Linked DNA regions of Homo sapiens: region 2 is linked to region 1. Evidence: chromatin loops called from intact Hi-C (ENCODE). Cell type or tissue: CD4-positive, alpha-beta T cell. All regions are shown on one strand. Each heading gives the region's core, and the rest is flanking DNA. Links, peaks and the distances in the headings are about the cores only.

What was found. Peaks named below come from ENCODE experiments on the same cell type or tissue, not always from the same donor. Only the 100,000 strongest peaks of a DNase experiment are listed, where the experiment ranks them.
Region 2: it touches region 1 in a loop (2.3-fold over the local background); 7 of 110 quality-filtered maps call a loop at or near these places.

What each region holds. Positions count from the first base shown.
Region 1 is chr6:142,878,704-142,894,226 of GRCh38, forward strand. The region is part of intron 1 of HIVEP2 (HIVEP zinc finger 2); the gene reads right to left. Among named protein-coding and RNA genes, the nearest start is that of HIVEP2, 59 kb to the right of the region's middle. RefSeq lists an enhancer at 6,250-7,449. In CD4-positive, alpha-beta T cell, for the core only: a CTCF peak has its summit at 8,412; DNase peaks (open chromatin) are centred at 6,808, 8,328 and 9,045; H3K4me3 peaks cover 1,384 bases; H3K27ac peaks cover 4,070 bases.
Region 2 is chr6:142,776,216-142,791,738 of GRCh38, forward strand. HIVEP2 (HIVEP zinc finger 2) reads right to left here. Exons shown (of 10, transcript NM_006734.4): 3 at 7,306-7,400. Among named protein-coding and RNA genes, the nearest start is that of HIVEP2, 160 kb to the right of the region's middle. In CD4-positive, alpha-beta T cell, for the core only: no CTCF peak of the experiment used is centred there; a DNase peak (open chromatin) is centred at 8,296.

The DNA of each region.
Region 1 (15,523 bases), core at 3,697-11,696:
GAAATGTGTCTCAGTTGACAGCCCCAGATCACAACTTCTGAGTGGTGATAAAAAGTGACTGTAGGGACACTGAGAGGCCTCTCTGCAATCCTGCTGGGACTGAAGGCACCTCGCCTCATCATCCTAATTACAGAAATCCTAAGGTTAGAATGGAGATGGGGCTCCAAGGTGAGGACATGGTATGGGGCAAAGGACCTTGGACTTGAACTCAGAAGACTTGATATCTATCTCTGGCTCTGCCACTCATGAACTGTGTGGCCCTGGATATGTCATCTAACATGTCTGATCCTCTATTATGTTATTTATAAACTTAGAAAAAGAGAAATATATATCCTCACTATCATACGGCTTTTGTAAGAATTCAATGAGATTATGTGTGTAAGAGTCATTGGTAAATTACGAAAGCCGGCAAAAATGGCGATTTCTCACTTTATGGAGGGGCACATCCTTTATACTGTAGGCAATGGGTACTCAGTGAAGCTTTTAGATCTTCACAGTAACCTATTAAACGTGATGTTTTAAGAAGATGAGCCTTGTAGTGGAATAAGGAACTGACCACAAACAGAGTAATTTGAGTCAGGAGCACCAGCTAAGAGGCTGTAGTAGACCAGGCATGATGAAGTAGAATCTTTCTATGGTAGTGGCACTTACACTATCCAGCAGGGAGCTTTTGAGGAAGAACATGGATGTTGAATGTTGAGCACAGCGTCAATAATAAATTAGAGATGATTATTCTCTGAGCTCCCGTTATAATAAACTCCATCCTCCAACCTCTTGAGCCCTCCACTAGCACTGCAAATTCAACCCCATTATCCTCTTGACCTGCTCCTTCTCCTCTATCTCAAACTCAGATCCCCACTTGCTAATGCAAGACCCCCTTCTCTCCTTGGTTTTCACTTCTTCACAGCTGCTGGAGTGGCTCTTTGCTCTCATGTTGACTTTGGGTCCCTGATTCTCAACCATCCCAGGCCATCTGACTTCAGCTGTCTGAGCAGCTGCAGATCACACAGTCAGATACTTCATTAACACCCTCCCCAGGCTTCCACAGTCTCTTCTCCAGGCAGCCTTCCAGCCTCCTTCTGACCCTCCCATGCCCGTCTCCAAACATGGCTCACCCACAGGCTGCGTTCTGTTTCCCTGGTTTAAACTGCAATCCCAGCAAAAGTCACTCAATAGTGCCACATGGGCCATGATCTCTGACTTCCAATGAATTCTTTGAGGACCAAGACTATGTCTTGTTCATATTGTATCTACAGGGACTAGCATAGAACCTGGCATATAGAATACCCTCAATTGAACACCAATTTCAGTGAATGAAATTGATAATTTGGAAACTCTATAATTCATCTCTCCTATAATGGTGCTTTTCTTGGCGTCCACCTACCCCCTCACTACTCCTCTTAGTCATCTTTATTAGATTCTATTATTCATTCGTCCCCAAAGCAGGAATATTTCCCAGGATTCTAAACTCAGCTCTCATATTCTCTCTTTGCTCTCTCTCCAGCAGAGAACAGTTCCCACCAGCAAACACAGTAGAATGTCAAGACATTTCAGATATTCACCCTCACTAGGACCCAAATTCAATGCTCCTGCCAACAACCCCATAACTTGCACCCTCCCCCAGATGGTGAAGCCACACCAAAAAAATTGACTCCAATGAGAAGGAACAAAGGTCAGAGAGGAATTGGACCCTCCCAGTGGAGACAGCTGAGCCTCAAGTGGGACTGACAGGCAAGCCTTTGCCACCAGACACAGTCACCAGCGTGTCCTACATTGATGACAAAGAAGCCTCTCTTCTCAGGGATCATTACTTGCCTTTAAAAGTCCAGATTCTCTGAGGCCTGGGAGCTTTATACCTTTAAAGGCATTCGGTGTCCTCTCTTTGAGACAGTCTTCCATATCCAAGAGAAAGGTTTGCTTCAGCACTTCATTACAAACGGGGAAAGCTGCCCTACACCTCTGAGATCCTAGTCCAAACCTGTCCATTTGGCCTGCGTGGCTCAGACTCTCTTTGATCAAGTCCCCAGGCAAAGTTCGGCCTACAACTGGGCTCTTCCTAGATTCCCTCCATCCATCAATGCCTTGGCACAATTTGAGGCCACAATCACAACTGCAGGTTCCTCACACCCTCATCTCGACAGAACAGTTATATAAAATAAAATGTGTCTTCTCCCCAGCAGTTCTGGTCTCAGTTACTGGCATTTCCATTCCTTGAACCACTGGGGTTCAGACGTAAGGCATCTTTAACATCTCTAGTACTCAGTTTGGATCAAGCATGAAATGTCATTTTTTTTCCCCATACTAGACTCAAGTTTCTTGAGGAAATAAGTTTTTATCTTATGCTTTATGGTTAAAATGCATAGATCCTCTTTCATGGTTTTACTGTATGTTTCTGAACCTTCTTAAGCTTGTTCCCTCAGGAGGGAAATAAATTCTTTATTGGACTATGCCATGTGGCCTTATGAATACCTCTCCACTCATATAAAACTAACCTAAATAACAGAAGGAAACAATTTTGGATATGGCCTTATCCAGTTCACACGAGTCAGGCTGTGATTTTATGGAAAATTAGGCACTTGTGGGCAATTAGTTGTTTAAATATCTATAAATCATCATGTCAATAATTTTTAAATGTCCAGTTAAAAATTTAAAAGTTTGGAAAGAGAATTTTTTAAGACTAATTCTGTAGCAAGTGAATTAATTCCAAGAAAATGAATGTAGACAACTAGAGCAACCAGATTTGAGACACAGTAAGAATGGCCCTACACATGTTATTAGAGTACATTCCTGTGCATCCTTTAGTTCTGAGGCAATCAGATAGTGTCATCTAACTTTAGTGAAGTTAGAAGAATGCCTTTAATAAAAAGTCTTGGACCTGAGTTCTGTCATCTGTATTCGAAAATATGGTCTCTGAGGTCCTGCTTTCAGCTATCAGGATAGTTAGACCTCACAGATCTCCTTCTCTCTTAGAAAATGTATATTCTTCCAAGTAAAAAGAGTAGAATAAAATATTTCCACTAAAATGCACTTATCTCTACATACTATGCCTCCTCAGAGATCTGTGTCTCTCGCTGAGTTCCCAGTCTCATGCTCTATGAAAGTCCTTCCTAAAAGCCACCATTCAACATGAGCTTCTAGTCCTGCTGACTCAAATGATGACATCTTGTTATAGAAATCTGAGTGCCTCACAGTGGATCTACACATCAGTTACTGATGGCCACTGCCAACCTCTGTCACAGGAAGATTAAGATAACACAGTTAAAGCTGTAAACACTGCCCTAATTATCAGAGTTTGCTACCATTATCAGGGCTGCAGGAGGACTCTACCCAGAGTCATCACGCTCTCTCCTGACATCATATATACGAGGTCAGAGCCTTTCAGCTCCTAAGCCCCAGCAGACAAGCTCCAGTGAGCAGAGCTTATCCTTAAGCCACTGTCAATACAATGTGTAATTTTGAGTATAAAGCCCATCCATTTATTAGGCCTTATATTCTTCATCTATAAGGTGACTACAGTGAAGTATGAAACATTTTAAAACTTGGATAATCACTAAGAAGAATTCCTAAAGCTAAAGAGTCCTTCAATACCGATAACTCACTGATTACATAGAAAAGAAGTAGAAGAGGCAGAGGGCAGTAGCTCATGCCTGTAATCCCAGCATGCTGGGAGGCCAAGGTGAGAGGATCACTTGAGGCCAGGAGTTTGAGATCAGCCTGGCCAACACAGTGAGATCCTGTTTCCACAAAAAATAAATAAATAAATAGCCGGGAGTGGTAGTGAGCACCTGTAGTCCTAGCTACTTAGGAGGCTGAGGCAGGAGGATCATTTGAGCTCAGGAAGTCAAGGCTACAATGAGTTATGATCATGCCACTGCACTCCAGCCTGGGTGACAAAGCAAGACTCTGTCTATAAAAAACAGAAAGGGGGGGAGGGGAGGGGAGGGAAAAGAAAGAAAGAATCATATATTCCCTCTCAGAATGAGCTTTAGCAATGGGTCATTCCATTGTTCTGACAGTGTCAATTAGGAATCTTCCTAATTTTGAGGGTTTCTCTTTATCGTTTACATAACGCTGGCGTAATGTACCTTTAAGAAGGTAAAATTCAGTGTCACATTACCTCAATGTTTTAGGTTGGTTTTTGGTGTTAGCTTCACTCTCCTAAACCCTGCAACACAATAGGAAGCTTAGTGAAAGGACCACATATTAACCAGGAAACTCCATCACCTGCACTGACCAAAGCTGATAAACTAACCACCCATACTACATTCAAATAGTCTGATCATCTATAAGTAATAAAAGTGTCTCCATAGAAACCAAGTATACAGGGAAATCTGCTTACAGTACAGGATCTGCTTGAACAAAAAGACTTCACTTCAAGCCAAGATTTTGCTCTAACTTAGGTTTACACATCATCATACACGGATAGCATTCGATATCACACCTTTGGAATTTCACAGTCCTGAAGATTACAAAAAGCTCTGCACATGGAGAGAGAAAGGGGGGAAAAGCTTTGGGAGAAAAGATTTGCATATGTAGTTACAAAAATACCAAAGCAGATTCCATGCTAAGCTCTGCCAAAAAGAGAACAATTACTGTTGCCCATCAGCACGCAGCCTTGAAATTATATTCTCTTCTCCAAGCAGAAGCAGTCATCAGATTATCAAAATGAGGTTATCCTGACTCAATTCAAATAGTTCTTATATGGAATAAGCACAGTGCAATCAACAGACAAGCAGCTATTTCCTTCCCACACAAACTATAATCTTTTGTGAAATATATTTTTAATGAAGAATACATAACCCTCCTACATGTTTACTTCTGCCCTCACACTCCTACACATAAAAGTGCAAATACATTTTAAAGAAAGGGAGAAGAATTTTATAGCTTCTAATAACATCCCTTACAACGTAGGGCAAAGAACAGTAGCATCTGAACTAACCCTCAAATGAAACTTTTTCATATAGTGTGATGCTTATGAAAGTAAAGCTAGTCTCCAGCAGCTCCTCAGGAAAAGTACAATGAAATCGACATAAACAATGGATCTCACCAATATTTTAATAATTTCTTTCTAATTAGATGCATTGTGAAGGCTTAATTCATTCAACTACTAATAACTCAAAACTCACAGAGCTCTGAGCTTTATCTTTTGCAAATTTCAAATTATAAATTTCTTGTCATGAGTCATTCTGCTACTCAAGAAGCAAGTTTTCAAAAGGAAGGTTTTTCTTTTTTGTAGGTAACATTTATAGTGACAGTCATTTTTCTTTCTCCTTTAATCCCTTGAATTTTAAATGTCTAAAATTGAAATAATATGACTTGATGGGTGAAACATTTTTACCATTAGGTTAGCTGATTTGAAATGAGGCTATAAAAATAATTATGAATGTTCATGCCCACTTAACAGAATTGTAAAACAGATAAAAGTTTTAAAATCTCTTTTTCCACTAGGGCTTTTTTATCCTACACACAATATCTGTTTGAGGGTACTGGATCTTGGAATGCATCTCATAATTTGGTTCCTAGGAGGGAAACCATTAAGAAATTAATTACAGTGACAAGCAGCCTTGGTGATCTCTTACATTAAGGGAATATGCCTTTGTTCTGGAAAAAAAAAAGGAATAAAACTTGGTAAGCCAAATCAATAAGTGTCTTTAAAAAAATAGCCTTAGAAGATCAGAAAATCAATTTTGCCTAAATGTGTGAATGATGTAATCCTATTACACTAAAAGGAGTGTTTTAATTTTGCCTAATTGTCATTTAAAAAAAAAAGAACAAAATAATCGCTGAAAAGGTAGACTAAACAAACATCGACAAACCAGTGTCGTTTCATTCACACCTAGAATGATGTCGTTTCATTCACATCAGAAGAGAACCTTGTCTCCTTAACTCAGCAAAAGCTCAAGAATTACTTTTGCAAACAAAGTAGCATAGGGTAAGGATAGAGACAGGAAGAGAAAGAAGAGGAAGAGAAAGAAAAGGAGGAGTTAGGAAGACAGACTAGCAAAAAAGTTTGGGAGATGGACACCGTTATCCAAAAGCAAATGTAGCTGCTGATGCTAGTGACTAAATCTCACTACATCCAGTTCAGGAACCTTATTCACACGTGTGTAAGAAAGAGGTGGGGAAAAAGCAAGACAATGAGAAAACATTTTTGTGCATTCAGTTATAATGCATTTTCACACACATACACAAATGCACTGCTCTGCTCCTCAAAGCATGCTGATAAGAGGTGCACGTTAACTTTCAAAATCACCTCCAGATAGATACCCAAGCATATAGAGATTAAAAACGACACTAAATTCCTACATAGCACTAGGAATGCTGGCACACCTTTAAATTCAAAATCTCTGTTTTTATACAGGATTGTAATAGTCCAGTTGCTCATGGACCAATCTAACTGATTTGGAAAACAAAATCTTAACTAATTGAAGAAAACTCAGTGCCTTCTCCAGTCAACCCCATGGAGTTACTCTGCGCAGCCCATGGCAAGGTTCTGACTGCCAGCTTCTTTAGGTCCAGGAAATGCACCTTTCCCCACACACAGCCATGGAGGAGGGCTAAGAAACAAACTGAGCCAGAATTGCTGCTGTTCACAAAAGGAATTCCCCCTCCCTTCCCCTCCTTCTCCCTCCCCTTTCTTCTCTCGTCCCTCCCCCATCATCGCTGGAGAATAATATCACTCTGCTACCTGCCTTGAGCAACACCGTGAGCCCCTGTCTTCAAGCATTCAGGGAATTTAACAGCCTGGAAATTCCTGTTGTCCATTCGCTGAGGTCACAGATAAAGCTAAACAACAAGCCGTGGTTCCCATCAATCATAAGTCACTCACTGATAGAATGTATGGTAGGAGACCTGATGGAAGCGAGTCACCAGAGAAAATACCCACTGATGACGCATATCCAGGCATAAAAATAGTTACAGGGCCCTCAAAGGGATTATTCAACAGCCTACATTTAGACTTTCTTACAAGAGACCTGAAGTCAACGTGCTGCAGTTAAGTGGCTGGAGAGTTGAAGTTTAAGCTTCCTCAACAGACATAACCACAGAAAGCTGTTTTAAATAAGCTCCCACAATAACAAGCTGTTTAGTAAATTTTAACACAACTTTATAAGCCGTAAACAGTACCACCAACTATCTTATAAAATGCCGCCTAATCTTCTATTTTATTCACTTTCTCCTTCAAATAATGATTTCTCTTCTTTAACTCGTAGTCCCCAAGCAGTAATATTTAATCAGTCCAAAGAAATACAGCCTTACTTGCTTTCCAAATAAACTTTAGGAAAACAACACAAATTGCTTTCTGCATCTATATCTTTATAAAACATGCTTTTAAGTAAAGCTTAATTACAAATTTCACCAAAAATCCTGACATTTTGCCCACTGTATTTGCAGTTATCTTTTTCATGAATTGGTTTGATCCTTTACAGAAATAATTACCACATGTATTACATATACCTACTAAATATGGTATCTTATACAAAGTAGGCATTATTATTGTTTGACAAATGAGTGAGTGAATGGATGAATCAATGAAATGTTATGTGCAAGTATTTTAATTGAGCAAATGACAAGTAAGATGTTAACTAAGACAAATTCTGGTTTTTTTAAATTTTATGAGGAGGGAAATAACTTTTTATATGTATAACCATTTTAATAGTTTTCAAATCATCTGTTCTCTTTTCCTCCCACTCAAACATATGCATAGCTACCCTGCAAGCAGGTCGTTCACAGAACTTTCATATCAGAAAATGCTGGATTTTCGCACATTTTTATATTTAAATATCTAAAAATGTTCCCTTTCCAGTTTGCCTTAAGCAAATGTGCTGACACAATGAACAATGAAGGCAACTGGCTATGACAGAACCCAAAATTCTGCCTCAGAACTTGAACACTTCCGACTTGCAACACCCTATTTGTTAGTCTTATTACAAATCCTTTCCTAATTGTGGACAGGTTTCCATTGTTACCCAGTTAATTATTAGCCATAGAAATTTATCTATGATAGAATTTATCTCAGTGCTTAATGTTATTAACTATCTTGCCCACACAAATGGCAAAAAACCTGTTAACAACACTGTTCTAACTTTTGACAAAACATGTTTAGGGCTTTACTCTGGAGGGCAGCTCTCCAGTGAACAAGTAGTTAACAAAATGACATTTCTCTTCCTGTCCTGGTAGGTTCTACATCACTTTCCTCAAGAATGATAACACTGCTACAAATACAGGTGCAACATATTTTTAGTACTAAGATTTCACAAAGCATTCACGTTTCTCTCCTGTGCATATGTGTCAACAGTATGTGGCCTAGTTTAAAGAACCTAAATGGAAATGTTCACTGGTGCCCTCTAGTTGATCATTGCTAAAGCAATTTTGAGGAAGTACACGTGTACCTCCATCATCCCACTCATAAATATTGTAAAGTTCCCAATCAACATTCAGCCATTAATTCCTGACATAAAATGTGAAATAAAAAATGAAATTTAGAAACTGCTTTATTTCATAAGGTTTCATTATGCATTTTTTTGGAAAATGAACAATAAAGAAAAACTTTGAGAAACAGAAAAAAAAACCTAAAAGATAAGATGAGACATATTCCTATTTGCCAAAGAAGAAAGAATGTATTAATACTTAATATTAACTCAGAAACCAAAAATGTTTCACTAATTTTACAAAAGGATAGTTCAAAATCAGCCAAGGCACCCTGAAATGATCATGTTTCACCCTGCTACATACATTTGACAGCTTTCAGTCATGGTGGTCTATGCTGGTCAAGTCTGAACTGAGGATCCTCAGATAATTTTAAAACAATACCAATATCCAAAGGAGACACTATTCCAAATTGCACTGACATATTAACTATCAATTCAGAGATCACCGATTGAATCCCATAAAAGGTTATTTCCATCAGCACTCTTAGTTTTAGTAATTCCAGGCCTGTTAAATTTACTATCAACAGAACAATTGTTTTTTGTTAAGAGAAAATGAAACTTCCTTACCCTAGATTAGAAACTATGCTATCATTACAGTTATTTAAATCTGTGAGATCATTTCCTGCATTGTCTCCTCCAATGAAGAAGTTAAACAAATCACCGTTTAAAATTTAAAAATGCAAAAATACATTTCAGAGAGTATGTGCGTTTATCTTTCTGAAATATCAAACAATGTAATCACCTGGTCACTAAATTTAGGACCAGATTATTTAATTATCTGGAAAGAACTGGGGGGAAGGGGAGGATATAGCAAAGGGCGATGCAGCAAAAAAAAAAAAAAATTGCTTTTTCAAATTAATCTTTCTAGAAACAATATTTAAATTCATTCCCCTATGTCACTAGTAAAATACCATGACAATAAATCATTTTACATGTTTTAACTATATTCAAAAAATGGGAAAATACATCCCTAGTTCACTATCCTACGCCCAGTCAAGGACAGATAACTCACATTTAGACTATAAAGTTAGTTTTCTCCTTTAGTCTCAGTATTATGATGGGATTCTGTTTTGTTTTGTTTTGTTGTATTGTTCTTTTTGAGACGCTCACTGTGTTGCCCAGGCTGCAGTGCAATGGTGTGACCACAACTCACTGGGACCACAGGTGCATGCCATGTAAAGATGGGGTCTCACCACATTGCCAGGGCTGATTTCAAACTCCTGGACTCAAGCAATCCTCCCACCTTGGCCTCTGAAAATGCTGGGTTTATCAATATCAGCCACAGTGTCCAGCCACAGATTCTGCTTTATTTTTAATTAAAAAAAATTACATCCTTACATCTCCTCATTGTTTAATAGTGACATTTTTTCATTTAGTAAATAAGATTGCTTCCAAAATATTTCATGGGCTTATGCTCATTGAAGTCATTATCTTCATTGTTTTCCCACCCTGCAATGCACCTGCAAGAGTGCATGCACACACATACATATTCAACCTTTCCCTCATGCCTGATCTCCTTTGATGAGGTCAAACATTCAAAGAACCCAAGGTATATTCAAGAGAGTCATCCTTAACTCCTCCTTAAACCTCAGCTCCCATGTCTAATCACCAAGCCATGACAATTTTACCAAGTTACCTCTCTTCCTTGTCTGTCTTCTCTCTAATTCCACTGTCGTGACCTTAGTTTTACCCTTTAACCCAGTGCTTCTTTCAGGGAAATAAAATAACTATCCTCAGTTCTCCCTCTTCTCCCAAACTATGCTCTACATGACCAAAAATGAGTTGTAGAAAACATAACTCTGACTATACTGCTCATTCCATCAAAACCCTTCAATGGCTCCTAGTTGTATCATACAAAGTCTTGTATCAGAGATTACACTATCATAATTTTTCATTTATGTGTTCGAACTTTCTATTTGATTTTGAGCTCCTTAAGGTCAGAGACTATGTTATACTTATTACTGCATCTCCAGCTCTCAGCAGAGTACCTGGCACTTTTGTTGAACTAAAGTGGACTGAATGACAGGACACTGCATTGACATTTTAAACTCCTGATGTGGCCATGCATGGTGGCTCACATCTGTAATTCCAGCATTTTGAGAGACTGGCAGGAGGATCTCTTGAGTCCAGGAGATGGAGACCAGCCTGGGCAACAAAGCAAGACCCTGTCTCTACAAAATATTAGCTGGGTGTGGTGGCATGCACCTGTAGCCCTAGCTACTTGGGAAGCAGAGGCGGTAAGATCACTTAAGGAATTTGAGATTATAGTGAGCTGTGATGATGCCACTGCACCCCAGCCGGAGCAACAGAGCAAGTCCCTGTCTCAAAATAAACAAACAAAGAAACAAATAAACAAAACTCCTGATGTGGTCTAACTAGACTAGATAAAAAGAAGGTATGGCAGAGCAATTCTCTCTGAAATCAAAGAAAACTGAATTCAACAATAGTCTTATCAAATCTTAGGCAATTACATAACCTCTCTGAACCTTAGGTTCCCAAGATACAAAATGGTGTTATGGCAAATGGAATAACATACACTGTGTGCCTCCTACAATAGCTGGCACCTATTGAGAAGGTGCTCAATAAATGGCAGCTATTATTATGTTTAGTGATTTCTGCTGTGCAATTATACATACATTTATCAGACATCAAAATGACCTATTTTGGTGCTGTCCACTAGACAGGTATCTATATATCTATACTGTCTAACACTGTAGCCGCTGGCCATAAATGGCTCTTGACACTTGAAATGTGGCTAGTATAACTGAGAAACTGATTTTTCAATTTTAATTAATTTAAATTTAGATAACCTCATGAGTCTGGGTGGCTACAGCACTGGACAGCACAGACCAAATTAGCCCTGACATCAATGGAGCACCCTTTAAGTGTCTATCATTTCCCCTTTCCCCAAAATCAGTCTTGTTTACAAGGATTCAAGTGCCAGTGTTAATTAGGGTCTATCTATGTCTTCATTTTTGTTAATTCAACATTGCCTGCTCTGTTAAAGAAATCAGACCTAAATGCCTATATTTTTCACTCCCTTTGCAAATTAGCTCTAACACTAGTAGAAGGGGCTCTACATCAGTAAAACAATCCATTCTATTTAAGAAATTTATCCATGAAAGTGTGAGAAGATCAGATAACAGAGTTCCATAGAGAATCTTCCTCAAATAAGCTCCTCCAAAACTTTGTATCTTTACAAAGTTAACGCAATTCAGCTTTTATTGCGTGTACTTCTTCACATATTCGTGCACTTGCTCTGCATTCCTTCTAACACTCTAAATTCATTGAAGGTAGAAACGATCTTGCTTCATTTCCCTGTACACATTTTGAAAGAATTACTGCCAAAGAAATGAATGAAGAATACAGTCCACAGAATGGAATCCCCAGCACAACACAGAGAGATGGATCAGAGTGGCAAGTGCACAGGATCTGGACCAAAAGAGCTTGCTTCAAATCTCAGCTCTGCCATTAACATTCTATGAGGTTTGGAAAAATCACCTGACCTCCTATCTGTCAAATAATGATAATACTAACTGCAACTCCTAAATATCCTATTAATATAATAATCTAATGAGATAAATCAGACATATAAATATTAGTGCAAATAGTGTAACTGAGAAAGTAATACAAAAAACACTTAAATCTCTATCTTGTATATTACTACAGAAAATAATGTCCCATAAATATGAAAAACACCAGGTATCTGTCTTGACAATCTGTATAAATGTCTAGAGGGAAAGATCAATTTTAAAATAATTATAAGGATGATTACACTTCCATTTGTAAACTGTAATATTAGTCATTACCGGTGGTGTAGTTTTTATCTGACATCAAGGTCATAGAATGCTGAAATATGCTTTTGTATATATGGCCTGTTCTCCTTAATTATACCTGTGCTGTAAAGATAGGGTCTGCAGTTTTCAAAAGTATTTGGTAAAAATAGTTCACTTTTGTTGTTTGCTTTTCAGTTCACAAAGCACTTTCACTTACATGCTTAAAGTTCTCTTCGGGACAACTCCAAGATAGGTTGAGGATTTTAGTATTTCCACTTTGCAGAAAAGTAAACTAATAACAACATCAGTAAGTAAAACCATCAGATTAATAACTCGAAGTCTAGAACTCCTGTTCTTGTACTCAAGGAATTTCCTACTGTTTCTCATTTCCAAAGGAGAACCCAGATTGTGTTCATGTATTCCCACATCAAGAATTTTAGCAAAATACTAGGTATTACACTGTACATCTATCTCATCATACATATGTATGTTTATATATAATTTAATATTAATATTAATATATAATTTAATAATTTTAAAAAGTGTTCTCACCCACACTCACTTAGCAGATCCTTACAGATAGGGTATGCCAGGTAGGACAATCACCATTTATAGATAAGGAAACTGGGTTTTGGAAAGATCTCAACTCTTGACTGTGTCTTTGCAGGGTTATGGAGATGAATGATCTGTGCACCTGGGCTATGGATCGAGATCTACTATCACCCAGTTGAGTAACTTCAAATAAGTCACCCAACCTCCCTGGGCCTTGCCCTCCTGTGTAAAATGAGAGACTTTGAGTCACTCACAGATACCACCTAGCTTTTAAAACTCTTATTCTGCAATTCAGCTAATTCGGCAACATCGCTGAGACACGGCCCCCGATGGTCTAAGTCCTTGCTGGTTCTTTGTCCTCTCTCAAACACTGTAATCCCTCTTAACAATATCTGTTTCTCCACAATCGAAAAACTGGACTTCATTAAGGAGTTCATTCTGTTTGTTTGTTTATCTTTATAGAGCCTTAGGCCCTGTTTATGTCCCATTTATTCTTTGATCTTTTAGCTATGTCCAGCCAGTAAAAACATTCCCTAGAAGAAAGGCTAGCTGACACATGCAGGCACAGGGGTCCCAGGGAAAGGGGTGTGCCCTCACCTGGCCTGGCCTCACTGCGCTGCCTACTGCACTTTCACTTTGGGGATAGGAGATGCTTGTCTGTGTTGATGGGTTTTGATATCTTTTACATTTTTATTTTTTAAAGAAATAGTACAAAACCCAAGGGTGATAGGAAAGACAGGCTCTTGCACCCAGGTCCAGGAACAGGGTCACAACAGATTTTAAACAATTTAAGTGGCCCAACTAAGAACATTTCCACCATAAAGAAGGGGCAAGTCCAAAAGAAGTCATGTCTAAGGGCACCTGGCTAAAAGTAGGGACTCATGTGCACAAATCCACACATACCCTCTGCTGGCATGGATAAAGCTCTTCCTACATCCCGGCGGAGGTGCCAGAGAAATAAGCAACCTGACCCCCCAAGAGTCTTTGGAGCCTGGCAGTAACCTGAGCTGCTCTAGGTTATTTTTGCTGATGGCTAGTGGTTCTTAAAGGGACTGTGTTCTAAGTACACATGTCCAGACACAGGATGCAAATTAATGATAAGACAGAAGTGATTGGTCTATCTTCATTAAACAAAGTCTATAAATGCTTATAATAGATAAACGAGAAGACATGTGAGCAAATATTTTAATGACCTTTCAAAGGGATCAATCATATATCCTGTGATATAACATCAATGGCTTAATACAAGGCAATACTGAATAACACACAATTCTGTTGGTGTAAAATGTGAAGACAGCAGGCATTCCCCCAAGGCTCTGTCCTTAGTGCAAGCCTCCTACGTAAGGGAATGGGGAGTCAAGATTACAGATGGAAATGACTTCCAGGACTGAGCTCTACAGTTATCATCCCACTTAAATGCTCGCTACAACTCTCAGAAGTATAATCATTCCATCGTACCAAAAAGGAAAGTGGAGCTCGGCGAGGCTTCGTAACATAGAGCAAAAGTTACATGACGGATGGGTGCAAGCCCCTTCCAATAATGTCTATGGGAAAGGTGAAGATTCCGAAAGCAAATATCCCACTCAATAAATCATTCTCATGAAACAATTAGTCCTTTCATTCTCTATCCCACATCCCTATATTGGCCAGGCAGGAACTGGAAAGTGGGACCTGGAGTCACAAACACCCAGGTTTGTAAACCTTTTCCACCACAAACTTGCTGGGTGACGTTGGGCAAGGTGGATACACTCCCTGAGCCTCAGTGGGAATAACAGTAGTATCTACATGATCAGGTTGTTTAGAGAGTAAATGAGGTCATCATATGTGTAATATATTTGGAATGGTGCCTAGCACGAAGAAACCCCACAGTAAAACAATTGCTCTTATCAGTTGCATTAGTATTCCTAATGCGGCAAGTGTGCAATTCAATTTCCCTTGAAAAATTTGATAATCTATAATCATAAGAAAAATCACGTAACAGCTAATTATCAAGCAGGTACTGTACAGATACTATCTCTGGTGATCACAATTTTGCCAGGCAAGTGATCTGACTCCCCTTTGCAGATGAGGGAACTGAAATTTACAAAGGTTTAGTATCTTGCCCAAATTACAACTAGCAAGTGACAGGACAGCGACTTTAATTTAGGTCTGACTTCAAAGCCCATACTCCTTTCTCTCAATCAAGAAATAGCCAGAGAAATGGCATGAAGAGCAGTGGGAACAACCCTCTATTCTATCCAGTTCTATTCTACAACTTGTTAACTCTGCCCTAAAGTCAGTGTGTAACCTCTTAACCTGTTTCACCTGCATTTTTCGGGGGGAGGGAAGCCTAATCTCTGCAGCATGTTATCCATCCATTATTGGTTTATAGGTAATTCTACAGAGAATGATAAAGTTCTCTGTAAACCTATTTAAAATATATTATTCTAAGGGTTCATTTCTGAGCCATGGCTCTTCAGAAATCCACAAGCCCCATATTACATAATCATGATAAAGCCACACAAATGCGTAAAAGCTTATAGTTCATAAAGCATCTTCACAAACATTCGCTCACTTAATCATCCTAACAACTGAGCAAGGTAGCTATGTGCCTGTTTCTCAGATGCTGAAACTGAGGCACAAGTTAAGTCTATTGCTTATAGTTATATAATCAATAAATAGTAGAGTTGCCATTTTAATAGCTGGGTTTTATGATGTCATATCTGTGTTCCATCCATTGTATTAAGTCCAGCTCAGGAAAAATATCAGCATCTTTCTAGTGTGATC
Region 2 (15,523 bases), core at 3,817-11,816, 100 kb before region 1:
GGGAAAATTGTTCCATTAAACCTTACCATCGATATATACAAATACAAATTCCAATTTCCAGTTCATTATATAAAGGGTTCACAATGCTATGTACCCTAAAACGAAAGCAAGAAACTGCTTCAGAAAGCATTACACCAGAAGAGTAAACCTTACACTGACACTGTGACTCAAAAATAACTCAGAGAAAATATTATAAAAACATCATAGTAATATTTTCTAAGACATAAGATTATTATATATGAAACATCTTAGTTACTTAAATGTAATCAGCCTAGTTCTAATTCCCTAGATATTAAAAGTTGAGATACAGGCGTTTTTTGTTTTGTTTTTTTTGAGATAGAGTCTCACTCTGGTGCCCAGGCTGGAGTACAGTGGTGCAATCACTGCTCACTGCAGCCTCGACCTCCCTGAGCTCAGGCGATCCTCCCACCTCAGGCTCCCAAGTAACTGGGACTAAAGGCATGCACCACTACATCCATCTAATTTTTGTATTTTGTTGTAGAGATGAGCTCTTGCCATATTGCCCAGGCTGGTCTCAAACTCCTGGGCTCAAGCAATCTGCCCATCTTGGCCTCCCAAAGCGTTAGGATTATAGGTGTGAGCCACCTCGCCTGGATGAAAATAGTGGGTTTTTTTTTCTGATAGGTTTGAATGTTTATGTTTAAAAGAATAAATTTCCCTTTTAGGAAATTTACATCATAGCAAAGTGAAGGAGTCCTCTAGATGATGGCGTATGGCTCAGGAAGACTTGACAACTAAGTAATCGTTCAATTTTAAGTGAATACTCAACTTCCTTAGGGGAGTGTTCAATGAGGTACCCAGAGGATTCTGAGAACTTCAATGATAAACTGTATCCACTGTCATAGAACCTCAGATGTTTCCTTGATAGGCAATGTGTCCGTTTATCAAAATAAAAAAGATCATACACATTGACCTAGAAATTCCACTGCTGGAAATATATCCTTACAGGTGTACTTGCACAAGCGCACACCAATATATATGTACAAGAACCGCTTAAATAAATTATGGCTCAATGATAAAACTGAGGCATTTAAAATAAATAAAGTACAGCTATAAGTACCAATATAGAAACTTGTTCAGGGGATAGTAACATTAAATGCAAGAAAAGCTTATTGCACCCTAGTACGAAGACACATTGTTAATCCTATGGGTGAAAAAGAGGAACAGTTGATCAACAGAAAATTCCTGTGAGGATGCCAGGCAGCATTGGCACCAGCCTGACCAACATAGAGAAACCCTGTTTCTACTAAAAATATAAAAAATTAGCCAGGCGTGGTGGTGCATGCCTGTAATCCCAGCTACTTGGGAGGCTGAGGCAGGAGAATTGTTTGGACCCGGGAGGCAGAGGTTGCAGTGAGCCAAGATCGAGCCATTGCATTCCAGCCTGGGCAACAAGAGCAAAACTCCATCTCAAAAAAAAAAAAAAAAAAAAAAAAAAAAAAAAAAAAAAAAGTGGAACCTGGGATTCAGAGGAAGAGGAAAGAAAGGATTTTTACCTTCCATCTCATGACTTTCAGTAAGTTTAATTTTTGTTTATTTTTCTTAACATGAGCATGTTTATCTTTTTAAATAAAACACTAGTTAATAATTTTTTAAAATGCTACCATGCAGATGTACTGCAGATTCCTAAAGCGAAACTCAAATAGTAGTCTTACTTCCATGGGCAATTTTCTCCCTAACATCGAATTTGACTGTGATGATGATGATGACAGAAGTTGCACTTTGAGAGGGGAAAAGCACCCGGAAATTCCCACAGGAACGGTAAGTCTTTTGGGTGAGAAATCAGTAGCCCCCAGATATTTGTAGTAAGACATCTGTACTCAAAGATTCCTTCTGTTAATGGCCATGAAGCCTAAGAGATTTGTAAAGCAGCAGTCAAAATACTAAACAAAGATATTAATCTCAGTTTGCTAAAAAGTTTTGCTATTGGATTTAATTTTTTGCTGTGCAATAATTTTCTTTAGCATCCCTCTGCAGGAAATGAGGCAAAAACGAAACACAAATGATAGTCTCATAATATTCCAATGCAAATTTCCTTGTGTCAATTCCAGGAACCATGCTAACAAGAAGAAGACACAATGTTGAATCTAAATTGGCTGACTGTGTTTAATTAACTAAATATTTAAGGTTCATGTAGACACAACCTCTGCCAGACTTGTAGAGGTAAATAAATACCCTCTAAAATGGAAATATACTACATTTTCAATTCAAGACAAGCATGTATGAATCCTCAATTAGGACTCAGAGCTTGAAGTGAATAATTTCTAAGTTATTTTTCAGATTTAATATTTTATCATGGTATTGATCTATGTATGCAGTTTCATTGTTAATTATAACAATGATAATGACTGTCATTTACTATATATTTACCATGGGCTGATACATACTGTTAAAGAGTTTCATATACATTGTCTTATTTTATCTTCATTATACCTCTATGCTAAGGGTATTATTACACCTATTTTACAGTTGAGAATGATTCTTAGAGAGGTTGGGTTTCAGAATCAAAATTCAGATCTAAATTTGGTGACTTCTAAGTCTGGGAGGACTCACCACTACTCTCCATTAAGTTTTATTACAACTTAAAATAATACATCTTCAATAATATCTTCATCTAAATATTTCCACTTAACTTTAATATATGAAATGTCTCAACTTTTAATGGTTCTGAGAGAATATAAATGAGCTCTGCATGTTTGTAGTACAAAAAATGGCCCCAAAATGCCATTTCCTAGAAATAAAAAAATCCATAATTTAAATAATGTTCAAAATATGTATATTAAGTATTAATGAGAACAGCTTCTTGTAAGACCATAATAAAGTCTCATGCCAGACTGTTTTCTTTTGTTCTTTGAAAATCATTACTTTTATTTTTAGAGGAGGGGGGTCTCACTTTCTTGTCCAGGCTGGACTCAAACTCATGGGCTCAAGGGATCCTCTGGGCCCTGCTTCCCAAGTAGCTCCTAAGCCACTGTGCCCAGCTTGGAAATCATTAGTTTTAAGGAAAATAAGAACCTTACAAGTGAAAATCAGGTATGTATCATTTTCTATCTTTTGGTTGACACAGAATATATAATTTTGCTCAAAACATAAACTTCAGGGGCTGGGCATGGTGGCTCATGCCTGTAATCCTAGCACTTTGAGAGGTGGAGGCAGGTGGATCGCTTGAGCTTAGGAGTTCGAGACCAGCCCAGGCAACATGGCAAAACACCGTCTCTACAAAAAATACAAAAATTAGCTGGGTATGGTGGCGTGTACCTGTAGTCTCAGCTGCTCAGGAGGCTGAGGTGGGAGAATCACCTGAGCCCAGCAGGTCGAGGCTGCAGTGAGCTATGATTGCAGCACTGCACTCCAGCCTGGGGAAAAGAGTGAGACTATCTCAAAACAAACAAACAAACAAAACAAAAAACAGCATAAACTTCAAGTAATAAGTACATACAATTTTATAAAAAACAGGGTTGGAATAATTTATTTCATAAGTTATTCAATAAAATATAATGTTTTCACTTAGCAATGAGGTAATACCTTTATAAATCAGACATTTAATTTTTATGGTATAAAATAATAAAACCATTCTTATACACTAAGGGCATATCATATAGTAAATGCATCAAATAAAATTCAGAAATAATATTTTGCTACCAGAGAATACACCAGAAGTTGAAAAAAAGTGACTTACACAAAATTCAAAACCAGATACCTCATGGTCAGAACAAAACATGTCTAGACCATTAAGTTAATTGTTTAATTTTTAGGAGAAGGAGGATAATCAGAAAAAAAGTCTTATCTATCACTTTATTTTAAAAAATAATTTTGCTAAGTTTAACATAGGATCTTTCTATATTCCAACAGCATTTATTATCCAGAAAGTTTTTAAGATTCAAAACATTAACTCAATTATGCAAATAGCTTCTGTCAAGAAAATCTCTTCCTTTTAAATTTCTAAGACAAGCCTACCCGAGATGCCCCACCATTTTACCAGGAAGCTAGGTGATATCCCACGCCATGCTTTCTCTCCTGGGTTGTGCGGGAAGAGCTTCCATCTTTGTGCCTAAGCTGGAGGTCCCAGCACTACAGGGACCCCTCCTCTGATCCACAATGTCTAGTTTTTCACTTCAGTGAAAGGCTTATTAGGGAACTAGAAATCATGCTTATTTCACATGAACTTTCACATTTGATTTGAAACATGTTTGAGGATGTCTTTTTCTCTCCAACACTATCCTTGGGGAGCCTTTGACTAACTGCTATCCATAAAATCACGTCTCTTCTTGGAGTTTCTGAGACATATAAAGAAAGGTAGGTGGGAGAGAAAGTGAGCGATGGCTTCTTTTAGAATTTATTGATCATATTTATGAACCATTAAAAATATGGACTATTTGTATTTGTCACTTTTCTACAGCTGCTTTATCCTGGAAACTGAAAAGATTCTGCAATGGAAATTGTGTGCATCATAATCTATTACTGAACATGGCATGACTTTCTCTTTAAAAACAAGCAGGATTTGGGAGGGTTTGAAAGTTTCTCTGCTACTCCACTCATGTTATACTGAGGAAAATAAATTCACTTTAAAAACAATAGGGTTTTCAAGATTAGATAATGGCATTTGTCTTGTTTTGTTAGGTGACACTTTTACTAAGCAACTTAACTCTTCCAAATGGCATAAATTCTTGAGCTTACATTTTATTACTAAAATGTATAAAAATGCTTATAGATAACAAAACATTTTTAAAAGTATGTTAGATAAGGAAATCTACATTAAATGAATCATTAAGTCAGGAAAATACTTTCTTTGGACTTCATAACATTATTACAAGTCATTAAATGTACCATTGTATCTACCTGCAATTTTAGTTTAATTTCTGCAACAGAGATCCACTTAGAACTATAAAGATCTATAGTAATATGGTTAATTATAGCTACAGTATTTCTCTATGACTGTGTAGAGTCAATTCATTTTTCAGATTCTCTAATATTTCATTAAAATATATACCAGGTTTCCTAATCAATTGATATATCAAAAAATGCAGTATGAGAGTAATTCTCATATGAAAACAGCGAGTCGTCACTTTATTCACTGAGATTTCCTTTTATGGTAACCAAACCCACACAAAGTCATTTTTGGCACCCACTGCCAACAAAGGAGCGGAATTCCAAATACAGTTTTGCATTCACAGTTAAAATTTTCTCTAGTGGGTTTTAAGTGCTATGAAAGGAGTAAGATAATTTACTGGAGAATAAAACTCAGGGGATATGACTTTGGGTTTCCTGTGGATGCTGCTACAGCCCACAGGAGTCCTCTAGTCAGTAAAGACAGACATTGTCTGGCAGGCTCATCACACTTTTCAGAGGGGGATCATGTTAAAAAAGAGATTACCTCTGCATGGCTATTTCAGTGGTAATGGAACTAAAGGAACTGAAGCGAAAGAAAATGATATTACAGGGAAGAGCAGGCATTCTTCTAGAAGTGTGCCCTCTCCTTTGGCCACTCTTCAGAGTCCCACTCAAATAAGTTTGGCACCCAGTTAAATAATTTCCCCAGACAGGGTCCCAAAGGAAAGACACATAAACAGCCTCCTAGATGGACCTCCTCAGAGGTCTCTTCAGGATAACGGCTGGGTGGGATTGGCAGGAAGACAGGCTTACTCTGCAGAGGAATAAAGACCTACAGTACCCAGGGTTGTCAATCTGGGATCTTTTGCTTAGGAAAACATTATCTCAGAAAAAAACCTTACCTCAGGAAATTAATCATTACTTGAGTGGTGGCAAAAGTCAAGTGAGCATTAAATAATGACATCCTAAATAATGACGGTATACAATGACTGGCAGCAAACACGGCTTCTCCACTTCCAACATTTTAATAATAAAACATTTTTAAAAATGTAAATGGTCACTTGGTCTTTTCTTGAGGATTTGGTGGTATGACACTTCTAAACATTTCGTCTTTTGTTGAGGATTTGTGGTTTGACACTTGTAAACAAAATACGTGTCTTATGGTAATAATTAGTGAATGACATTTTAGAAGGGACATCATTGTATTTGTTATTAAAGTGCCACAGATCAGTTGTAAAATCTTTAAAAAATACATGAACATCTCGGGGCATTGTAGTTGTAACATTGATCCCACGAGTCACTTAGACACTCATTGCCCAACCACCGCTCAGAGCATATATGCTCAGAGAGTATGGGATGAGGGGAAAAAGGAACTACCAAGAAAGAAGGCGTGATGAGTGCCAGAGTCCAGCTGAATAAAGACTTATTTCCACAGGATGATTTTTAAAAAGGTGGCTTCCTGAGAGCCAAATTCATTATAAAGGCTTCTTTTAGTAAAAATTCCCATAACAACCTCAGTTCTCTCCAAAATGAGCAAGTTGTCTATATGGAGAAAACTCTATTATATACAATCCTGCCAAGCAATTCAGAAAACTTTTGGAGAAAAGTAAAAATACTGTGATGATCATCCTCTAATTTGATGTAATTAAAATCTAATTTGATATTTAAAGCCTAATGAGAAACAAACATATTTTTTCACATGGGCTGCAATGCAGGCATCATTGCATATATTTGTAGAGTTTGCCTATTTAGTCAAGATATTTATGACTTATTTTGGCTACAGCATGCTGCTTTTAATATTTTGTCATACCTTTTAAAATAATTTTTTAAATTGTGATTTCACTTTTCTACTGAGATGTTTTCTCATTATACAGCAAAAGTTATTAGGATTCACTAAGTAGAGTCTAACATGAAAATAAACTTTGTCAGAAATAAATTCTGTCGAATAATGCTATTTTAATTATAACAATGATAATTAATTATAATTAAGATTGGTGGGCTGGGTGCAGTGGCTCACGCCTGTAATCCCAGCACTTTGGGAGGCCGAGGTCAAGAGATCGAGACCATCCTGGCCAACATGGTGAAACCCTGTCTCTACTAAAAATACAAAAATTAGCCGGGCATGGTGGCAGGTGCCTGTAGTCCCAGCTACTTGGGAGGCTGAGGCAGAAGAATCACTTGAACTCGGGAGGCAGAGGTTGCAGTGAGCCAAGATTGTGCCACTGCACTCCAGCCTAGCGACAGAGCAAGACTCCGTCACAAAAAAAAAAAAAAAAAAAAAAAAAGACTAGTCTACTATGAAAAACAAAATACAACAAAACAACACTTTTCTCTCTAGATGGAAAATATATTGTTTCCTCCCTCCAGTTTATATATGAGTCCATAGTAGGCCAAAACAGCTTTTCAAGTTTAATGTAACAAGAGAGTAAGAATAAATAAATTTTAGTTATTAACCTGTTATCCTCATATCAAAAAACTGCATCACAACCGTCTTTGATTTCCAAGATGCCAACTCTCCTCACAGGAACTCATGCACAACTTCTGGGAATCTAAAAGATGAATAAGAAGATTTAAAAGATGATGACATCTGTAATGAATTTAATAAGCACGCTCATTCTTCTTCACTCACAGAACCTGCCTTCCTTTAGGAAAGAAAATTTGGAACTGGATCTCTCAAGAAGCTTTTTTTTTTTGCCCCCAGGAAAGAATTTCCTTTCTTTTAACATAGTTTAAATCTTTTGAATAAATACTTGTAATTAAAGGGAATTCCCTGTAACAGTGAAATGCTAGAGTTAAAACTTCAAGTACCAGCACTAGAAATTGTGTCATTGTAGTCCATGATACGGTTCTGCCACAAAGCTGAGATTTCTACAGAACTTCTTTGGGTGTATTAGCAACTAAACCTCGCAGGATGAAGTCTCAGATAACCTTGTTGTAAATTTGTTTCTATAGTTTATTTCAGCAATGTTATACTTTGTGCTAAAATTAAATTCTGAAATAGGAATCCAAACCCAACCAAAGCAAAATTCAGACTTTAAAAGTCTAGTAAGTAATGAAGAAAGGAACTTTTCATATATGGAATTAATATTTATTCAAGTATGATCCAAAGAAATGCATGGAAGATCAAACTACCTAATCTGAATAGATTAATCAACAATCTTAACAGAGTTTATCTCCCAGTATAAAAGACCTACTTAAAAATAATATTATAATACCCATAATCGTATATTTGTTATTTTTTTAAAAAAATCGCCCTTTTGTCCTGACAAGTTATTACAAAACTCCCATAAGAATAACTAAAGCATTAAAACATAACAGTTAAAGTGTGCTTTCCTGCAGTACCACTTCATGTGAACATTCAAAGTGCTTAAAGGAAGTAGTTTGCTTCAGTTTCCCCCTCCTTTCTGCACACCACTGCAGTAGCACTTCAGGACACCCTGTGCACTTGAGACATGAATCATTATAAGCAAGTAGGCCCACTCGGTTCCTCAAAAGACACAAAAGGTGCAAAAATAGCTTCTGCAATTGAAGCAAGAACCACGTCAGTAACCAGATGAATGTGGGTGGTCACATAAGATTCTGGTGCTGCAAAGGGCAAATTATTAAGCAAATGCTAGATTTATTTTCTTTTTTAAACTTTATTCTTCTTGCCTCAAATCAACCGTTTGCTGGCACTCAAAGTGACACCTGACAAGGTCTACTATTCTCAAAATTGAAACTTTCATCAATGCTAAAGAGCATGATTCATTAACATAGAAGGAATAGAGATGATATCCTAAAAAATATACATTTTCTATAAGATAATTAACTATATCTCTATCTATCTATCTATTTTTTTTGAGACGGAGTCTTGCTCAGTCACCCAGGCTGGAGTGCAGTGGCGCGATCTCGGCTCACTGCAAGCTCTGCCTCCCGGGTTCACGCCATTCTCCTGCCTCAGCCTCCCAAGTAGCTGGGACTACAGGCACCCACCACCACGCCCAGCTAATTTTTTTGCATTTTTAGTAGAGATGGGGGTTTCACCATGTTAGCCAGGATGGTCTCGATCTCCTGACCTCGTGATCCACCTGCCTTGGCCTCCCAAAGTGCCGGGATTACAGGCGTGAGCCACCGTGCCCGGCCAACTATATCTATATTTTTAACACACTAAATATCACATCTGTTTTAAAAAATCAAATAAAAGCACTTCAAAAAAAACCCACAAAAACTATAATCTAGGCTAAAGTAAAGCATGGCATTCCTCAAAAAAAAAAAAAAAAAAAAAAAAAAAAAAAAAAAAAGAAGAAGAAGAAATCACTGAGTTATTTTGTACTCCAAGCAAAATGCATCCAAGACATAAATGGGCCAAGGTTCTAAAGATGCAGATATTTATACGGAACCTTAACTTGCAGTAGTCAGTGACTACCTGTGACTGGTAATCTCACAGTCACCAAATTAAGAGGCAAGAAGGTAAAAGAAGAGCTTAATTTTCAGTAGGCCAGCACCAACCTCCCTTCCCTTCCAGAAATCATCATTCCTACCAGCAGTCTCCACAGGCAAAACAGAGCACGTGAGTGCCCCCCAACAAGCTCTGATGGGACAGCATTCCCAGTTCTGACTCCGTTTTTCCAGTCTTACTTTCTAAGATGATGGCTACTGGAAATGGTAAACACTCCTTTCATGACATGCACATGTATTTGAAATTGTAGATTACAGAAGAGCCCCCTTTTTACCCGGTAAGAGGATTCAAAAACTGGTTCTGTTGCATCACTCATGACCTTTTAAATGTTTGGGTTTCTCTTGAAGAAGAGAAAAGCAATGGTAATCATGTTATACTTATCCTTACCTTAAAGAAAGTTCCAGATGAGCATGATTTTAAAGCAAAGATGCAAATAATATTAGCATGAAAGATATGATATCAATTGCAGCGTTTTTGCACAAATCATTTTGTTATAAATTGAAATCAGTAATGGCCTCTACATGGGACTTGGTTATTGTTCTTATTGAAATGGAGATATGGAGATGCCATCTCAGAAATTTATTTTTTGCATTAATTTTAAGTGAGTTTTTGTGTCTTTATTTCTCCATCAAAATAAAAGAAAATCCTTTCATCAAACAGCTCTTGAGAATGTACTATGACAACTCATGCTCTTATTCTCAAGAAATCAACAGTTTACATAGTATGCTATTAAAGAAATGGACTAAAGGAGGAAAGATGATTATTTCTTTAACTTTGCTTTTAGGTTATTAGCTTCATAAGAACTTAACAGGCAATGAAACCTTAATATTTAATAAAACAAACAAGTTTTCAGAAATAGTGCTAATGAATCTTGATAAAAATCCAAAGGTCATTTAAAATTCCTTCCTAAATATGAGGTAAAAATTATATTTCACTTCACCACATACAAGATGGTTTTTCTGTCAACCTGCAGGTTAATGGAAGAGACCCTTGAAAATATTTTCCAATCCTCCATCTCCTATTTGTAATAAACACTTGGAAGATTTGAGTATTACTGTTTCTATCCCAGTGGTTTCTCAGCCTTCCCATTCTTAGAAGAAAAAAAATCCTTGGCATTAGTTACTTGTTGTTGGATGCTTATAGGTTATTACTATTAAGCTAAGCAAGAGTCAAGCTACTGATTCATAGATGACAGATAAGATAGACATTTTAAAAATACCCATTGTTAGTGGGGTTGTCTTTTTCCATTCTCTACTTTTCCAAATTGTTTCAAAACAAGTTACAGTTAATGCTTTAATATGACTCTTACATGAATCTAGCAAGAGGTGAAGGTTTCATTGGCAGAACTCTCAAGTACCTCCCATCACCCTTGTTTTTTCTGAGGTTAAATAAATACACACTATATCACAATTTTAGGAGAAGAGCTGATAAGGTAAACCAGTTACACTTTAGATGAGCATTGTCATAATTAAAAACAATAATTATTGGCTGGATGTAGTGGCTCACACCTGTAATCCCAGCACTTTGGGAGGATTGCTTAAGACCAGGAGGTTGAGACCAGTCTGGGCAACAAAGCAAGACCCTATCTCTATAAAAAAAAATTTAAGCAGGTGTGGTGGTGCACATCTGTAGTCCCAGCTGCTTGGGAGGCTGAGGTAAGAAGATCATTTGAACCCAGGAGTTTGGCGCTGCAGTGAGCTATAATTGCACCAGTCTGGGGGATAGAGTGAGACCCCGTCTCAAAAATAAATAAATAAATAAATAAAAACAACATCAATGAAAATAATTCTTATAAACTCAATGGAAAAATGGCAAATAGAAACTGGAAACAAGATATGATAGTTTTATTTCTCAGTAAAAAGAGTGTTTAAGTATTACATGTTTAAAAGAATGAACACTACTCTTCACTAGAGAAGAGACACTTTACTCTTATAGTAGGGAATAGAAAAGATTCAAAAGTAGTGACTAAAGATGGGAGAAGAGCACTGAAAGAGATATCAATGTTCAAGATATAATCCATCAATTTCACAAGCTTTTTGTAGAGGCATCTTTTCCTCTCTACAAAAAAAAAAAAAAAAAGACTCTAAATGGGCCCATTGTTCCACTCTGGAGTGCGTAAAGTGGCAAAGGAAGAAGAGGCTGCGAAGGACTAGAGAAGGCAGGTACAGGATAGACAACACACATACACACACACACATACATTGACAGGATGATGACTATAAGCTTAGATCTTCAGAAATATTTTTGATATAAAGGTAATGGATGAGGTTGGGGTTGAAATGTAAAAAAGAAAACATATTAAAGGGACATGACTAGGAAAAGAGAAACATAGTAGTTTTGGAACATGGGGCAATTCATTACTGGGACAACAATGTAGAAGGTTTTGAAAAGTCAAGAAGGTGCATGGAAGGAAGGATTCCCACAGAGTTTTCATAATAGGAGGCTGGGGCAAACTGAGTCCAAATTAGCCAGAAACTGCCCATAAAAATGACACCAAAGCTACATATGGTCTATTGCTGATTCTCAGCAGGTAGTGCAGGAGCACAGAAAAGATAGGAAACAAAGCATTGTGTAAATTAAAACTAGTGAAAACAAACAAAAAAAGCAGATACATGTGCATTAGAGATTGTAACTTAGGCCTCTTTAAATAGGATTTCTGATTATTCTATGATACTTTAAGACATTTACTTATACCTAATGTTAAATGACGAGTTAATGGGTGCAGCACACCAATATGGCACATGTATACATATGTAACAAACCTGCACATTGTGCACATGTACCCTAAAACTTAAAGTATAATAAAAAAAAATCCCCCCCTCAAAAAAAAGACATTTACTGAATGCCTACGATATGCCAGAAATGGGCTGTATTTACACAATACAGAAAAAGAAAAGACAAGCATTGCATTTAAGAGCACAGAGCTGGCTGGGTATGGTGGCTCACACCTGTAATCCCAGCACTTTGGGAGGCCCAGGCGGGCAGCTCACTTGAGGTCACGACTTCAAGACCAGCCTAGCCAACATGGTGAAACCCTGTTTCTACTAAAAATACAAAAATTAGCCGGGTGTGGTGGCTGGAACCTGTAATCCCAACTACTCAGGAGGCTGAGGCAGGAAAATCTCTTGAACCCGGGAAGCAGAGGTTGCAGTGAGCCAAGATCACACCACTGCACTCCAGTCTGGGTAACAGAGCAAGACTCCATCTCGAAAAACAACAACAACAAACAAACAAACAAAACAAACAAACAAACGAAGAGCTCAGAGCTTCAGCGGGGAGATATTTGTGAATTAGTTCAACAAATGACATAAATATAAACAGATTACAAAGGAGATTACAAGAGGGAATGGTCACTCCTTTCTGGAAAGTTAGAAAAGGCTTTCTAGATGTAACGACACTGAACTTAATATTTAAATAAAACTATATATGCTAATATACAGAAATGCACAGTTATCAATGTTAGATTTAGAGACAAATACATTTGTCAGATGAAATAAAAATACAAGACTCTACCATTCCGGTTTCTCTATGATTATATATACTTTATTTTGTGTGATGGAATGTTGGTTCATGAGGATGCTTGGGGAATAAGGTGTTCTAGTTAATACAATCTTATGGTTAGGTAAAGACCACAGAGAAAATCATTTTTTGTTAAACATCTGGTGGTAATTTATTTTCAAAAGTACACTAGCTTTTGCCTTGAGTTAATTACAGTCTACTAACCATAATTTAATCTTCCTTTGATGGTTCAGGATCATATAGTGTTCTCCAGTCATTCTGCATCTTGGCTGTGCTCATCTGGTATTGGCCATGCAAACTTCTCCCAACATGTGTCCTTAAAACACACGTCATGTTTTCTAAGATAAGAGCTATAACCTAGGTTTGTTTTCTTGACCCAATTTGACATCACGTAAGTCATATATCTGACTAACTTGATTTTAGGAGCAAATATATGACTACAAACTTCTATTACTATTTAAATGTTTAGCTTATTCTAAATCATATAGGCAGTGTTTAGGGCTATGGAATAATTTAGAAACCATTGAATTTAATCTATCAGGCAACTAACAAATGAAAAAGGTGAGAACCAGAGAAGTCAAAAGACTTGCTTAGGGACCCACAGCTCATTATGATAGTTCTGGTCTACAGCTTAGGTCTTTAAACTGTCAAGTCAATTATTTTCCATTATCCACACTACTTCCTCTTATTCAAAGTTTATTTATCTAACCCTATTTCAGAAATTGATTGAATGAGTAAAGAAGTAAAAAATGAAGAATTAATAATTTTGAAATTCAAATGAGCAAAGATATTTATAATCCATAATCAAAGAAACAGAAAATAACAGTAGTTAAGGATCAATGCTCCACTGAAATGTTTATCAATTTTTATACTAAATAAAAATAAATGCAACAAAAATTTTAATTTTTCCAAAATGAGTAAATGACAGAAAAATTAGAAGATAATCAATTTCCATAAGCAGTGCATTATTTAGTATCCAAAGCAAAAATAATTACTTAATTTACAACCAATTTTCAGTATAAGCTATTTTCTAAGATTTTTATGCTCTTATAACGAAAATTTTTCAGTAAATATTTTAAGTAGAGTTATGAGACCATCTTCCTAAAAGCAAAGATAGCTCTTTCATTGAAAGTCAATGGAGGCAAGCCCCTTGTTCATAATACCAAAATTTCACCTAGGAGACCTGTGAAGACATGGTAACACCAACTCCACAGGCACTACTTCTTCTGCTGCATTGGTTTTGCAAAAGGGCAGAGCCAAGTAGATGTTTTGTATAATTAAAAATCTTTTTTTGCTCTCTCTTTTGTGATACATTTTCCCATTTTTATTTTTTTCCTTCCCTTCCATTTCCTCTATCTTATCCCTTAATATGGTAGGTAAATAACTACTTCTAGCCAAGCCAGCTTAAACATTTACTCTTTAACTAAATATTTGGAGAGACAGGGATAAAAGCAAAAAAGGTGTATTTGACTACCATACTCTAGTGAGAAGTATATATGACACAACAAAGTCATAACTCCAATGTACTGTTTTCTCAAGTTTTATCTTTTACAATGCTTATGTTTACTATTCGGTTGCTGCAGATATACATAAATAAGGTCATGATTCTCCAATTTTCTTTTTACTCCTGGGTATGCCAAGACTAGCATAAAGAAAGGCCGCAGTTAACTTTGAATTAAGTAAACAAAGAGAACAGAGAAATCAAATCATAAAATATGCATTATATTCATAAGTATTCATATAACAGGCTGACCTTGCCTGAAGAAAATCCATCTTTGAGGGAAGATCCTCCTGCATCAGTGGAAATAATACCCAAAGCAATGAAAGCACAGCTGAAAATATGAATTGCATCCCACATTTCATGCTACAAACAATTCTCAGATGTGATGAAAAATAAAATTGTCTTCAGTCTCTCGTAGGTCTACACACAATAAAAATCTCTCAAAAAGAAATCAAGGCAAAGCCTATGACATATCATATAACCTAATCAGACAGACCCTATCTACTTCTAATAACTGAGCTGCTGAAAGAATCAATTCTATTTCCTCTCTTGACAATTTTCCTAGAGAGTGGGGAAATTGGTCTGTGTGCCTGTGTAGAGATATACAACCTCAGGAAACCAAAGAACAAATCTGGACTCACACTGTCCCAGGTTCTATAAGGTACATAGGGTAAGTGGATACTATCTCTCAAGACTTCAGAAATTGACATGAGGTTAGCACACAGCAAATAACCTGAACATCAGTTGTTCTCAGAGATTAGGAACCATATGATCAAAAATGGCTTGAACAACCAGGAAAGACTAGACAGAGGGAAGGGGCTCAAGTGGAAGCCATGATTTGCACAAATGAATTAACTAGATAAAGATTTATTATTAACCTGTGCTACATGGTTATTCAGGTACCTCCTTGACATTTTGACAAACTGTGAATGGCATTCATACTTTTGGTCTCATCTCAGAATATATCATTGCCTACAAAGTTTAAGGCTAAAAAAATTCAAGTTTCAAGCAGGCATTTATAAGATCCTATTGGGCAAATTCTGTCAGGCAATTCCAGAATTCCATCTGCAGGCTCATTCATTCAGTCAAATTACATTTTTTCCAAAGCTCATATATACTAATGTGATGAAATAAAACATTACTAAAATGCAAACTTCATATTTCTTTGAGTTTGAATCCAGATATTACTGCCTCATTTACCAAAAAATCCCCAA